Regions from separate parts of the Homo sapiens genome. Here region 2 is linked to region 1. The links are chromatin loops, found by intact Hi-C in ENCODE. Cell type or tissue: GM12878. All regions are shown on one strand.

Region 1 (8,000 bases):
TTTGGCCTTCAATTTAAAATTGTCATGTGTTTGGATTAAAGACATGATGTATTTTTAGCTATTGGGCAAGAGATGGCAATATTGCATTACATGATCACTGCAGTTACACTATTATAAATGAAAGTGAATTTCATGTTACAAATGTTCTTCTAATGCAATTATTAGGCGTCATTAAATTAGTTTACACTTTATTTCTTCTGATTGATTTTTTAAAAAACTTTTTAGCAGTATTTATATAAAAATTGGACAAATTGACCCTTTCAGAGGCAGTATGACCCTTTCAGAGGCAGTATGATCTTGTGCAGATACCCGTCTGCAATATGTGTGCTGAACAGATGTGAAAATTATTTAGTCACTGGCTTACTGCTTGACACCTTCATTGCTCTGTTGCCCTGACTGTGCTTGTCCTAGAATCTGGTTGTTGTCCTCTTTGTCCATAGGAGCATATGAAGGTGGGAGTTTTTGAATTTGAGGACAAACATTTGTTACCTTTAATACTACATTGCTTTCATACTCACTAAAAACTAACCTTTGCATAGTATGCAACTTGTATAGCTTATTAATCTTCAAGTCTATTAACATATAATATGGTTAAAGAGGCTTAATAATAAAACAGAATGTAGTAAACTACTGCATTTAAAAATTTCCCACCAATTCCTACTTTACCAGCATATGTTTGATGGTTAAGGGGGAAGTGATTTGAATATCTCAGGATTTGCAGAGACTTTGCTTTTACCTCTTCTTTCATTGTAGCTTGGTCATTCTCAAATTTGAGTTTCTAAGGACTTTTAAAGTGTTACGTATGCTAATCCATGTATACATTATTTTTATGATTGATTAAGGACTTTTTTGGGAAGAGTTGTGGCTATACATGATTTTTACCTAATCTAATCATTTTAGATTCAAACTCCTTGCATAAAATGTAGCTCTGCTTAGCACTGCTGCCATTAGCTTATTTCTGCTGGCTTAGAGTGACGTCTCGGCTAGTTCCTGTGTTAAGATAATTTAACTGGTTTACATTTTCTTTTTTATGATGTGTGAGTTCTTTCTGTCTTTCTCATCTTTACCTTTGACATGTCAGAGACACTGTTGCTTAGTTATTAAGAACAGACTGTCAGCCGGGCGCAGTGGCTCATGCTTGTAATCCCAGCACTTTGGGAGCCCGAGAGGGGCGGATCACCTGAGGTCAGGAGTTCGAGACCAGCCTGGCCAACATGGCGAAACCCCATCTCTACTAAAAATAAAAAAATTAGCTGGGCTTGGTGGTGCGTGCCTGTAATTCCAGCTACTGAGGAGGCTGAGGCATGAGAATCGCTTGAACCCAGGAAGTGGAGATTGCAGTGAGCTGAGATCACAACACTGCACTCCAGCCTGGGCGACAGAGCAAGACCATCTCAAAAAAGAAAAAAAAAAAAAAAAAAAAAAAAAGAACAGACTGTAGCCAGCTCTTAATATTAAGCCAGACTGTAAAACCAACTACCACCATTTATTAGCTATATAACTTTGATAATATCTCTGTGTCTTAGCATCCTTATTAAATGAAGATGGCAGTGGTAGTCCTTTCTGAAGATTAAATGAATCAGTATATGTAAAGTGGTCAACTTTGTATTTTAGTATTATAATAATTATTAGATATGATACCTGGCACAAAGTAGTAATTCAGGTGTTTTTTTGTGTGCATTAGTGAACAAGTAAAAACAAGTATATTTCTTGAATATAATGTATAGAAGTAATTTTATTCTTTTTATCTTTAAGTTAGAAGAAAAATTAAAGTATATTCCAAAGGTTAGATAAATGCAGTGTGTATGGGAATCCCTTGAGTTTTTCAGTAAAATTCTATTTGGGTGGCTGTCAAGTCCAGTCTGCATAGTCTTGACATGTCTTGGATAAGATCCTTATACTATCACTTTTCCTGTCATGGACACTACAAATTATATTGAATCAGAAATCTAATTTAATCCATTCTTATTCAATTGGAAGCAGTAATTGCTTTCAATTTAATGGGATTGGATTCAGTATTAGAAATTTTGATGTTCCTTCAAACTTAATACAGTATGGTTATATATATTTCCATTTATTTGTGTGTGTTCCTGTGCCCTCGCAGAGAGATTATCTTGGAGTATTACTTGTATTCACTTGAGTTATTTGCAACGGTTGGTAAAGAGGCATATTGTAAGGGTGGGAATGAGAGTGGCATTCTCTTTGTTTTTTTTCTTTTCTACCCATGGAATAATGAAGAGAGAAATAATAAGGGCCTTCAAAATGGGATTTCCATCCACTCAGAAATAAGGAAAGGAAATTTAGAGTCTCTGGAGAAGATCTGGAATGCTATTTACTCTTGAGGGTAGACAGCATCCAGCCCTACTAAAGATGAAAAAAGGAGAGCCTGGGGATGAAATTAAATCCATCAAAAAATTCACTGTTGGTCAGGCCTGGTGGCTCACGCCTGTAATCCCAGGCTGAGGTGGGCGGATCACTTGAGGTTAGGAGTTCCAGAAGAGCCTGACCAACATGGTGAAACCTCGTCCCTACTGAAAATACAAAAAAAATTAATCGGCTATGGTGGTGGGCGCCTGTAATCCCAGCTACTCGGGAGGCTGAGGCAGAAGAATTGCTTTGACCTGGAAGGTGGAGGCTGCAGTGAGCCAAGATCATGCCACTACACTCCAGCCTGGGCAATAGAGTGAGACTCCATCTTAAAAAAAAAAAAAAATTCATTGTTAGCATGTTATTTCAATCTTTCCCGGCAAATCATACTTAGAGACAGCTAAGTTTATCAATTCTCATGTCCTATACGGTGCTTTTTCTTGAATATACGGTAGACAAGAGGTAAGGCCTAATGGGTGAAGTAACTACATTTCTGAGTTAGTGTCTAATTGTTTTTGATCACCTAGTTCCATTTGACAGAAGATGTAGTGCTTATGGCTCATCCCATTGACTCTTTCTCTGCTTTCACTCCTTCAGCAGTGTTTTCAGTAGCCTTTTTGGTGATCTTATTGACTTGTCTTTTTTCTGATGTTCTTTTTAATTGAATTGCTATATGATATAAGATGGAATGATTGTGTTTTAACCATGATCTTCAAGTCTGCTGTGTAAAGAACTAATGATTGCAGTTTGAGTAAAATTCTTAGTAACAAGTGAATCAAAGATAAAGATAGATCATTGAGAATATTTTTTTTCTCTCCATGAGGAAGTTCATTATTAGCTAGCTTACAAAAATGAAGGAATTGTGAGAGTGTTCTGGAATAAATGTTATGGCTTAATAAAACTATTCAGAAAATCACTGAACAATACAAAAGTGGAAGACATTGAAAATGGTATATGGACACATCTAAGATCAAAATTAAGCCAGAGAAGCTTTAGGGAGAGTATTTGAAGCTTATCATTTCCATTTGTAACGGCTTTTTATATTGTGGTGTAAAATCATGTGCAAGCCATAAACAAGGGCTTTTAAAAATATTTTTGTTAATTTTTTTTTAGTTTTATAGAGATGGTGTCTCACTGTGTTGCCCAGTCTGGTCTTGAACTCCTGACCTCAACTGATCCTCCCATCTCAAATTCCCTAGTCACTGGGATTACAGGCATGAGCCACCACACCTAGCCAACGAGGGCTTTTTTTTTTTCTCATTAACATAGAGATATGAAGAATACTATATTGGATTAAAAGTTTTTGCATTTGTGAAGTGTAAGCAGCTGTGTGAATGTAGTCAATGTGTATTCTTCATTTAATAAACATAAGTATCTTTTCCTTTCCAAATTATACAAAAAATACTAAAAGCAATCAAACGATTTTTACAGAATCTTAACTAATATAAAAATTTGTTCATTGCTTATAATACAGAATAATTATATAACTTGGCTCATTATCTAAGCTTAATGAATTAATGTTGGAATGTAAAAACGAGCAATTTTAAGCCAGCGATGGCTCAATCATTTTTAACTGAGGGATTTTGGGATCAATTACTAAAATGTTCTGAGCCTCAGTGTCTTTAAAATGTAATGATGCTCTATTAATCTCATGAAATTGAAGTGAAAACAAATGTGAGGTAATATGTTTTTGGAAATATTTATAAGTTTAAAAATAGCCTGCTTGGTACTTGTGCCTGTAATGCTAGCTACTCAGGAGGCTGAGACAGGTGAATTACCTGAGGCCAGGAATTTGAGTCTGTCCTGTGCAACATAGCAAGACCCCATCTCCAAAAAAGCTAATATATTTATAAAGCTTAAATGTTATAAAATGATAAACTGATGGTTTTTGAATTCTTTGCTCTACTCACCTTTCATCTGTTAAAGATGTTTTTGTACAATTTAGCTCAGTTCCTAAATATACCAAAAGATGGCACTGTTTACCTATGTTTAATATTTTAATTTGCATTTTTTGATGAAAAAGTGTGTTGAATGTTTTATCTACAAATGTTTTAAATTGAGGTTATTTTTTTACATTTAATTTTCTGTTTTGTAAATGGATCTTTAATTCATGTAAAGTTTACTAGGACCAGGTTTCATTTTTATTTTGAAATGGTTTGGAAATTCAGATATTTAACAATCATTTTGTAGATATAAACTCCTGTGTGATCCATTGTAATTAATGATAAAACCTTGTATTAATGTGACAGCTAATGTTTCATGGAAAACCTAGTTGCTTTTGTATAACAAAAACCATTAAATTTTTTAAGCCTCTGAAAACAGTCCAGTGATTAAAACATGACAGCCACAAATAAATTATTTATGTGGCTTTTAGGTCACACTGCCCAGGTTTATTCATTTTAGAAAGTTATTTTATCTTAAAAGTACCTTTGAAAATGTAGCAAAACCTTTCATTGCTTGAATTTCCTACTCACAGTTGTGTGATGAGAGGAGAATCTAGGTCCAGGTCCTGCGAAGAGCTTCTCTGGGTGAGAAATGCAAAAATTAGATAATATGAATTTGACTTGAAGTGAGGGTTATTTATATAGCAGGATGTGGTGAATACACTTCCCATACAGTTAGACGGAAACCTCCTGATTGTTCATTTATACAGCCTATTACATCCAATGTAGTTTATGACCTAGAAAGAGAATACAAGTAGGATATTTTTTTATCCCATCAAAGCTATCTATATATATATATATTTTTAAATGAACAGCATTTGTCAGTGATTTTTACAGGGGTGAAAAAGCACAAGACAGTTCCATTACTATTATAAAATGTTTTACTTTTGTTGTGGGGGTAAGTTTAGAAGTCCAAGATATAATAATTTCAGATGTGCTTCTACTGTTTCCTTTACTTAAAAGTAGGGACTATTTTGAGGCAATATAATTTGTATGTTTCAGTTTTTATTTCTCTCTGAAAATCACTTTTTAGGGTACCATGCCTTGGAAAGAAAGTTTACATTTTTTTCCGTTAAAAACCCATCCTCCTAACTCTGAAATGACTGTCTCAGTTACTAAATGTATATAGCTTGGGGGAAGTGAAGGCACAGTTGGCAGTTAGAGGTTTGTTTTTATGTTCATGGGAGTATATGTGCTTATATTTAAATGTTCACTCTTCTAGCAGGGTTTGTTGATGTTAGTAATATGCTACATATGCGATTTGTCTGAATTGTTTAAAAATGCATAATTACAGGAGGATTTGATTATTCAGCAACAGTTCCAGTAGCTAAAGACTATCATATAGATATTTTCTTCCAGTATTTGACAGTGGTTCTGTGAGCTATGAGTAGCATAAAAAATAAAAAGAAGATACTGTGACTCTTTAATACCCTAGAGGCCGTAGTCTTAGGATATTCTTACTGTAGAGATGAAAAAACAGGGCTTCATTAACAAACTGAACTGCTATTTCACCTCTTTTAGTAGATGTGTAATTCTGTGGGTTTGGTAAATAACAAAGGCTTTTTTCCTAAATGATTTAATGCTTTCAGATTTTTGTGGGAAAATTAGAAAAAGCAAAAATGCACTCAGTGATTTTTTTTTTAAACCCCTTTGTTTCTGGACAAATGGACAAAGATAGTTAAGTGTCCCAAAAATGGTTTTAACAGGCTTCCCTCTCCAACCCCATACATACCCTGGCTGTCCATAATTCCAATTTTGGGTAGGTAGTAAAATGTGATATTAGACTACGAGTATTTTCCCTCCAAATAATACTTGTGATTAAAAGAAATGCAATCAAATAGCATTATATATTCGTTATGAAAGAAAGATCTGTCATGCAGATTTTGCCTGGTTCCTTTAGATGCCTTGTAATAATGTGCTAATTTATGCTGATGATCTTGCCTCATGACCCTTCTGTGTGGCCTAGATATGTTAATATGTTATAGCTTTTTAATTTCGATCCTCTGTGTTGGTTGAATATGCTTGTTAGTCCATAGTGCCACTCACTAGTCTGTGTCAAGAACTGAAAAAGAACAAGAAAAATGTATCTCAGAATCAATTTCTTTAAGCATGTATCAGTAATGGAGGAAATTATAAAATATACATAATTTTAATAGGACTTTATGTCTGAACATTCATTGAAAATAGTAAGCACTCTAAGTACTGTAAGCTTTTAATTAGGAAAGAGAGTTGGGTCATTGGTTTTATTAAGCAAGGGCTTATTAACATCTTTTGATTTTTTTTCTTGATTTTTGTTTAATATCAGTGAGAAAATATTACAAGAATGAAAACTAGACATCACTGGCAGTTTTTACTTTATTGCATCCATTTTTCTGTTCCCTAAACCTTGAGGGTTATGCATCTAAAGATTCCCATGGTAGGAAAATACTGTATGTGGTTCATAAATTCATGACCTTAAGGTAGCAGAGACCAAGGCCTAAAATAGATGGGAGAACTCAACTGTTTAAAAAAATTTGTTAAAATAAAAATTCCATAGAAGGAAAACAATTTATGTACCTTAAATATAATTCATCTTTATTATCTTTCCTCATCTACAGAAGCTTCTCCTTATTACTTATTTGTGTTCTTTCTACAGAGAATATACTAGGAGGGGTATTTTTCCTTATTTTTAGCTCTTGATCTGAAAGTGTAATGTTCTTTTCGCTTTGTCTTGAAATTGTTGCCTCCCCATTTTTGGGTCTCATCTGGATCTGAAAGACATTGACTGACTCAAATATCCGAAAAACTTGGTAACTTTCAAATTGGTATACGTGGCATAATTAAGAATATGTTGGTGCAAAAGTAATCGTGGTCTTTGCCATTGAAAGTAATGGCAAAGACCACGATTACTTTTGCACCAGCCTGTATTTCACAAACGTCTCTGTGCCTGTGATTACTTCTCTCTAAAATGGTTTATGGAGTAGTTGTTATGATTAATAAATGGTTGATAAATACTAGCTATTATGGTATTAAGCATTAATAAGGAAAATTCACTATTACATGTAAATGTTTTGAGTCCCTGAAATTAACTGGCAACTTAATGAAATTTGATTTAAGCACACATTTAGTCCATTTCAATCTATTTAAACGTGTTTCTCTCTTGCACATCTTTTTCTGATGGAGAGCGTGAGTTAGGAAATGAGCCAAAATAGGATATATAATGGATAGCCTCTTTTGGTAGCCAGTCAGACAGAATGGGGTGATGTCTTCATAGAAGGAATATGGAATTAGGAGTTGGAAGATTTGGGGTCTTGCTCCAAAGATCACTTTGATTGTTGGTGAACTTATTTATCTAGTCTCAGCTTTTTAATTAATTAATTAATTAATTATTTTAATTTAGAGACGAGGTTTTACTTTGTGGCCCAGGCTGGAGTGCAGTGGCATGATCATAGCTCACTGCTACTTTGAATTCCCAGGCTCAAGAGATCCTCCTGCCTCAGCCTCCTGAGTAGCTGGGACTACAGGTGTGCACCACCATGCCCAGCAAATTTTTTTTTTTTTGAGACGGAGTCTCCCTCTGTCGCCCAGGCTGGAGTGCAGTGGCGCGATCTCGGCTCACTGCAAGCTCCTCCTCCCGGGTTCACGCCATTCTCTCACCTCAGCCTCCTAAGTAGCTGGGACCACAGGCGCCTGCCACCACGCCCGGCTAAT
Region 2 (8,000 bases), 440 kb after region 1:
CAGTTTGCTTAAAGAATTGTGATTTACAAGAAGGTTTGAGGATTCTACTTTTTAAAGTTCAAATTGCTATTGACCAAAATTAAGGCATATTTACACAATGTCAGACATGAATGATAATTTTGTTTCCACAGAAAATACTTTCAGCCCTTAATTATGTTCTTCAAAACCCTGCTCCTCATCATCACCAAACATTGACTGCCTTCTGTGATTATGCTAGGCAGGAAATGGAAGTGTTGGCCCAGGTCACACAGAGCCTTCTCAAGTCTACATCACTGTTCTCCCCTCTGGGGATATGTCATTTGTCTTGGCGTATTTGTGGCCTGGGTCTTCCTACTTTTCATACATTTTTTCCATAGCCTTTTCCTTTGTTGTTTTTCTTAATTAAGATACAACTTTTTATTTCCATCGTCTTGTTTATAATTATGTACCTTTGTACTATGTCAGAGTACTGCATGGATACGATTGCTTTATACAAATTGTAAGCAATTATTTTTTCCACCTTTAATTAGTCATTTATCCTAACTGCATATGATCATTTTAAAAATCTTTTTCTTTTTTTTCCTTTTTCTATTCTTCCATACCTTTCCATTACATATCTTTCTAAGTTTTTTTTTAACCTCTAGGCATTCTTGATTATCCTAACCACCAAGAATAAAGCTACTTAGTGTACATTCAGACAAATACAGCTAATTGTCCAAATATTCAAATCAGTGCATAGAAGCTGTATTTGTTAAGTGCTACAGCCTTCAAAGTGGAAAATGGAAAATAGATCTCTACCCTTTTTAATACTTTCAAATCTTGAACAGAACTGTGTTAGGCTAAAGAATATAGATTTTTATTTGTTTAAGTATCTGCTGTTGGCCTATAGCCCTTTCTTGCCTTTCTTCTATTATTGCAGGCAAATTTGTCTCATATAAAAGAGTTCTTTTGGGCACTCTGGCACTGGTAAATGGAATATTTTCAAAATTTCAAGTCAGTTGCACTTGTGAAATTTCTTCCTTCTTTGCCTATTACAGCAGTAGCCAATAAAAACTTGATACTTGTTACACAATATTTTCCCAAGTATAAACATGCATCCCGGGTGCAGAATAGACTAGAACACTTTCCAGATAGTTTGTTGCATTAGTGTGATTAAACGAGGTTAAGGAATCAGCACCTCTCTTTTATCTTTATTTGGTTGAGGGCTGACTCAGTTGTTGGAGGAATTACTGTGGCTACTTAAATGGGCAACAATTTCACAAGTTACGTTGTTCTGGAGGTCTGTTAAATCTGTTCCATCTTGGACAGTTCCAACAGCCTCTATGAGCTATATAGAGGTAAAAAGATGATCATGTCAGGTATTAGGAAATAGTCTCTTGGATTTCTTTGGATCTGGGTCCTTTCGTTGGATTCTGAGTTATTGTGAGGCATCTATGTAGTTTTTCTAGAAGTATTCAACCAACTGGAGGATCCTAGAACCAACTATGTTTCCCAGGGATCTCTAGTATTTCTAGCAATGAAAATATTAGACATACCTGGAGAAGATATTGGAGATGCCTGGAGATCACACTCCATCCCATACCCCCCCATATATAGTTTCAGTTTCAAGTGCCATGCGTCAATTAGATTGTAGAGTATGAGTCTAGTCAGTTAGCATCTCTGAGAGATTTTTAAATTAACGCTGTATTGTGTATATGCAGCAAGGGCAGAAGCAACCCTGGTATATAATTTCACATTTAGATTATAAGTAAGATATATTGCAAAACTGTAGTAGGCAGCCAATATGATATACCTGCTTATGTATAGCAGATGACTGAGAAAACTTCAGGTAACCTATTTTAAAAAAAAAAAAAAAAATCAGATTATCACTGCCAATAAAGTGATCCTAGGCCCAGTGCGGTGGCTCACACCTGGAATCCTAGTACATTGGGAGGCTGAGGTGGATGGATCTCCTGAGCTCAGGAGTTCAAGATCAGTTTGGGCAACATGGTGAAACCCCGTCTGTATCAAAAATACAAAAAATTAGCTGATCGTGTTGGCTCGCACCTGTGATCCCAACTACTTGGGAGGCTGAGGTGGGAGAAACAATTGAGCCTGGGAGGCGGAGGTTGCAGTGAGCCAAGATTACGCCACTGCACTCCAGCCTGGGTGACAGAGTGAGACCTATCTCAAAAAATAAAAAAGTGATCCTTGCATAGTTTTAGACAGTTCATCAGAACCATAAAATTGTGTATTTTGTCTAGTCCATCTGTTGTGAAGAATAATATAGACTTACTCCCATGAGGACAGTATAATCAGCTTTGCCATTTAGCGAAAAAGAGTTTTCCTGTCCTCTTGGGGAAGTCCATCTACCTGGTGAGTAATTTCCAACTATTATGGACATTTAGAAGTAGATGAAATATTTTAGACTAGGCACAGTGGCTCACACCTCTAATCCCAGCACTTTGGGAGGCTGAGGTGGGTGGATCACCTGAGGTCAGGAGTTTAAGACCAGCCTGGCCAACATGGTGAAACCATCTCTACTAAATATATATATATATATATATATATATATACACACACACACACACACATATATACACACATACCTACACAAAAATTAGCCAGGCATGGTGGCACGTGCCTGTAATCCCAGCTACTGGGGAGGCTGAGGCAGGAGAATCACTTGAACTCGGGAGGCAAAAGTTGCAGTAAGCTGAGATCGTGCCACTGCACTCCAGCCTGGGTGACAGAGTGAGACTCCATCTCAAAAATAAAAAAAGAAAGAAAAAAGAAATAAATGAAATATTTTAAATAGTTCTTATGTTTGACCTACCTTCCGCTATAAAAACTAGTATAGCTTTATGCCAAATAGATTAGTGCTCATTTTGGAAACACCAAAGTTTCAGGGCTTTCTTTAGAGCCACTAGCCTGGATAACTGATCCAGCACAAAATTGTCTTGTCCAGCCTTTATTAAAATTCAACACAGTATTTTCACTCTTGGAGGGGCCTAACACTATCATGTTGCCCTGATTTGTGCCTAACGCTCATTCATAAAATGATCCTGACTTAAAGTGGTATGTTTGGTGCTTTCTTTTTCTGTTTGCTTTTTAAATCCTTTCTAAATGGCGGCCCATTTCATTTACATCTCTCATTTCCCCTGAAGTCTTTGAAGCCTTTTTTGTAATGTGCCTTTAACAAATAAGTCTCTCTTTTTTCTCCAGCAGTGTGAGGCTTCTCAAATATTTGTGTTATGAGTTATGGACAAGGCATTTCCTGATCTGTTTCCTTAAAAAATCCATTTTTTAAGACAACCTATAGCATTTAAGATTGAAATCCAAACTGTGGGAGTTTACCTGAAGCTGCAAGCTTTCAAACTGCTAATTTTGTGGTATTGGTAGAGCCATGAAAGTGGAAGTGAAATCTTTTTAATTAATTTTCTTTGCAGTTGAAAATGGCCCATGTTTTAGCTGGTAGCAATGTAAGTTTACATATGAGCCAACTAAGCTGGTTCATTATTCTCTTCAGTTGTTTGAAAGTTGGCAGCCATCATCACAACAGCAGCTGGATACAAGATAACCTAGCAGTGTTGGCACATGTTGAGGCATATGGGAATTTATTAAATCATGCAACCTTTGCAAAGAAGAGCGTCTAAATGACTTAATATACTAATTTAAAACAGCTGGCCATGAGCAATCATATGACTTAAATTATTCTATTCAGATTTATTAATCCAATTGAACATTAACTGAGTAATTTGATGTTTTTATCTAAATGGATAAGATGATTTTTTGAAGTATAAAATGGGATTTGTAGGGATAGGGGAAGAAACTATATAGAACAAAGCAAGCGGTGCAATTCTGGTTTTAGAAATAATCTGTGTTTGGCTGGGTGCAGTGGCTGACACCTGTAATCCCAATACTTTGGGAGGCTGAGGTAGGAGGATCACTTGAGCCCAGGAGTTCCAGACCAGCCTGTGAGACCGTATCTCTACAAAAAAATAAAAATAAAAAAACTAGCTGAGCATGCTGATGTACACCTGTAGTCTCAACTACTAGGGAGGCTGAGGCAGGAGGATCACTGGAGCCTGGAAGTTGGAAGTTACAATGAGCTATGATCATGCTGCTGCACTCCAGCCTGCGTGACAGAGCAAGATCCTGTCTTTCAAAAAAAATTTGTCTTTGTATTTTAAAATATGTATCTTATATATTTTACTATCATTCATTGTCACATAACTGATGTTTCTGTTATCTTTTAAACTTATTACTGAGATGTTTTTTAAAGTATAAAACATGAATGATTCTTTTTTCTTTTTTCATGTGTTTTTGAGAGAGTTACTTCCCAATTCAATGATTTTTGTACTGCGTTATGTTGGGGATGATATAATTAGGGTTCCCAGGGCCTTGAGGCATTAGACAATTACTTTAATTGGGCCTCTATCATTTGAGCAGCAGTGAATGTATAGTCACTCCCCAACATAAACCATGCATTAACATATATTCAAAAAATGACAACATGCGCAGTTCTTAAGCATATGTTTTAATGCTAAGTAAAAGAATCTTTAAGTCCTCAAGTTCACACATTAAAATGTGAAAGAAACATGTAAGAATATCCTACGGATAGATATTTAGGAAATGAAACAGTTTATATATTAAAAGACCTAACTCTTTAGACAGAGTATTTTGTTAGAAGTCCAGTAGCTTTTTAGTTTATGTTAACTAGACCTTAAATAGTTAACATCTCTATCTTTCTCACTTGGTAAATACAATTTGAATGAATTAATAAACGGTTTTGTTTTTACCTGCAAGTTGCATGGATCTAACGTTAAGTTGCATCTTACTGTGGCGTCTCCATGTTGATTTTTAATCCCATGATATTGTTCATTTTAGAATTTGCCATTATCATTTCTTAAGGTACTGTGCACTTCAGGGTTAATTTCCCTTGTTGCTTATAGAATATTAACCATTTTAGCACTGTGATATTTATTATTATTCCCGTAAGTTCACTATACCCAGAGATTGCCCAGTGAAATACCACAGCTAATAAGCAATGAGCACTCATGGGTAAAGGGGAATCTTTTGCAGGGCGAGGAGAGAACAAACTAGAGGGGAAGTAGCAGACTTGCAGAGGAAGTTTCATTCTGTGATCTCTCCGCTGTATACTCATTCAATGGAAGGGGCACAAGGGCATAAAGCCAGTATTACTTGGCTTTATGGCAGGATGATGACTGTGAGTGAGTCATTGAGCTAACTTATATCATCCAGCCCATCCTATGACCTACTTTTCCAGTCTATCTGCAAAAAGGATGCTAAATTATTAACATCCTGAGTAATTTTTCTTTCCTATCATTAGTCCTGGTCATTCATGTGTGCTTATTGGAACACAATCTGATAAAGCTATGTTACATTAAATTAGTATTTTATTCTGCCTTATTCATCTAGTTTTAGTCCTAGTGGCTTGGAAACATAAGTAGAATATTTATCAGAAGAAAAGAAAATAAATGCAAAAGAAAAAAAAAGAATGATTCAGCAAGGATTAGATAATTATATTTTCTTCCAGATGCATTCCCAGATGTGTTTCTGTTCACTAAGTAACCACCTCCAAAATACTTTAGGCAAAATGCTTCCCTGAAAAATGTTTTCTGGCTTTATGTCATCATTTCTAGTATCTTTAGCTAAGTTGTTATTTTGGGTAGCACTAAGGTCGTGTTCACTGTTTTTATCTTTTGCCAAATTTCTTTCTGAGGTAGTGAAGTTCTTTTCCCTTCTCTCCATTGCTACTTTTAGAACTTTTCTAATGAATACATATATATCATTGGATCAGTTATTTAGCAGAAAAACATATTTACTTTTTTTTCCTTCTCCAGTGTGTTGTTATATTTAGAAGATTATATGCTAAATAGATTATGACACAATGTGCTAAATACCGTAGGATTCTGGGACTACCCCAAATTCGATTCACTGGTTTGAAGGCAACTGTTACTTTATGTTGACTTGCTTTCCATTTCCTTGTAGTCTGGTCAAGAAAGGAACCTCATTTTTCCTAAACTTCATTCACTTTATATCCTTCCTTTACAATATGATTATGTTATTCCTTTCAGAAATCATCGTCTCTTAATCTCTTGTGCATTTTTCCTGCCTCAGTGGTATATCATAAACATAAAGGTCCAATCACATATACATGAAGTAGTAGAATAATAACGTTTTTCTTTTTTTGACAGAGTGCTTTCATATTCCACAGAGCTTGCATATTAACTCATTATGTTACCAAAACTTAGCAAAGTACATAGGGTTAGTATTTTTAATTTGCATTTTATAAAACAAATGTCAGGGTTCGGAATGGTTAGAAAGAGTTGTTGAGGCCAGGCATGGTGGCTCATGCCTGTAATCCCAGCACTTTCAGAGGCTGAGGCAGACAGATTGCTTGAGTCCAGGAGTTCAAGAACAGCCTGGACAACATAGCAAAACCCCATCTCTACAAAAATTAGCCAGGTGTGGTGGCACTCGCCTGTAGTCGCAGCTACTTGGGAGGCTGAGGTGGGAGGATCCTGGGAGGCACTCGCCTATAGTCCCAAGTAGTCGCAGCTACTTGGGAGGCTGAGGTTGAGCCTGGGAGGCAGAGGCTACCATGAGCCGAGATCACACCACTGCATTCCAGCCTGGGCAACAGAGCAAGACCCTGTCTCAAAAAAAAAAAAAAAAAAAAAAAAAAAGCCCACAATGAATTAATGCATACTGGAACTATATACCCTCAGTTTCTACTGTGGTTCTTTTTACCAGTTCCAATAGCATATATTAATTAAATGATTTCTATTTTTATCGGTTATGTGTCCAGACTAGTAATAAATGCAATGGTAAGTATACCGATAATACTTAACATGATAATCATAATAAAACAATTATCTAATATTTTTGGGTGTTTACTTTCATGCCAAGCACTACTGTTAAAGCATTGTATGTCTTAGATTGTTTAATCCTCAAGGCCCAAAGATGTTAAGTAATTTGCCCAAAGTCATGCAGTTAGTGATAGAACCTTGATAGAATCCAGGCCAGGGGATTACCCAGCCAGTGCTCTTATCCATAGTGTTGTACTGCTGGTCTAATCTAAGGCATTTTCCTCTAGCACTGGAGACAATAAAGTGGATTCAGCAAATATTGAGGAGAAGAAATTTACAATGTACACTTAGAAGAGAAGATGAGGAAGGCATGCATGGGTGTCAAAAGTAGCTCCTTGGTATCTTAAGTAAGGCATAATAATAGAAAATCATATAGTTAACCCAGATAGGGAAATGAGAAGGAGGAGGAGTTTAGGTAGGAAAGATGAGTTTGATGTTAGACATGCTGAATTTGCAGTGACTGCCTGGAAAATCTAGGATAGAGCCCCCCTTAGGCTGTAGAAAATGTGGGTCAGGAGCCAAAAAGAAAGATGAGGGTCTAGAGATAAATGCTTGGGAGTAATCAGCATTTGAGTAGTAGATGAAGTTATAGGTAATGAGATCATCCAGAAGGAAAAATGGAAGGGTAAGAACAGAAGTCTAGGGAACACCAATATTTCAGTAATAATGGGAAAGGAAAAAGGATTCTGTGGCAGGTTAAAAAGGCAGGGTCAGGCCCGTGGAGGTGGAGACCCAGGAGGAAATAATACCACGGAAGCCAAGAGACAATACAGTTGTAGGAAAAGGAAGGGAAGAAGGGCCAAGTGTTATTGAGAGTTGCCTCTTATAAGCAAGCACTGGGCTGGGGGCTCTGGAGAATATGAAAAAACAAAAAATATTGTTAGATTGCTTTCTTTTCCAAATTTCATGAGTATTCAAAAGCTATTGAGTTGTACTAACGTCTAAAGTTAGAAATCTTCATGGTCCTTTTTTGACTGCAGCATCCCCAGTTCCTTGCACAGTGCTTGGTTTGTCCTCCTTGACACCCCCACAACTCTGCACCGTATATATGGCAGGAAGGGACTCAAGAGTAAGAAGCAGGGATAATACGTGTCTGTTGAATGAATGGCACTTAACTCTGGAACTAACAAGAGTAAGGCTTAGAGC

The links. A loop is a pair of places that touch in the nucleus more often than their neighbours do. Peaks named below come from ENCODE experiments on the same cell type or tissue, not always from the same donor. Only the 100,000 strongest peaks of a DNase experiment are listed, where the experiment ranks them.
Region 2: it touches region 1 in a loop (3-fold over the local background); 4 of 110 quality-filtered maps call a loop at or near these places.

Annotation. Positions count from the first base shown.
Region 1 is chr6:20,560,044-20,568,043 of GRCh38, forward strand. All of the region lies in intron 4 of CDKAL1 (CDKAL1 threonylcarbamoyladenosine tRNA methylthiotransferase), which reads left to right. Among named protein-coding and RNA genes, the nearest start is that of CDKAL1, 30 kb to the left of the region's middle. In GM12878, no CTCF peak of the experiment used is centred here; a DNase peak (open chromatin) is centred at 4,906; H3K27ac peaks cover 1,055 bases.
Region 2 is chr6:21,000,839-21,008,838 of GRCh38, forward strand. All of the region lies in intron 11 of CDKAL1 (CDKAL1 threonylcarbamoyladenosine tRNA methylthiotransferase), which reads left to right. Among named protein-coding and RNA genes, the nearest start is that of CDKAL1, 470 kb to the left of the region's middle. In GM12878, no CTCF peak of the experiment used is centred here; DNase peaks (open chromatin) are centred at 3,273 and 5,101; H3K4me3 peaks cover 800 bases; H3K27ac peaks cover 1,561 bases.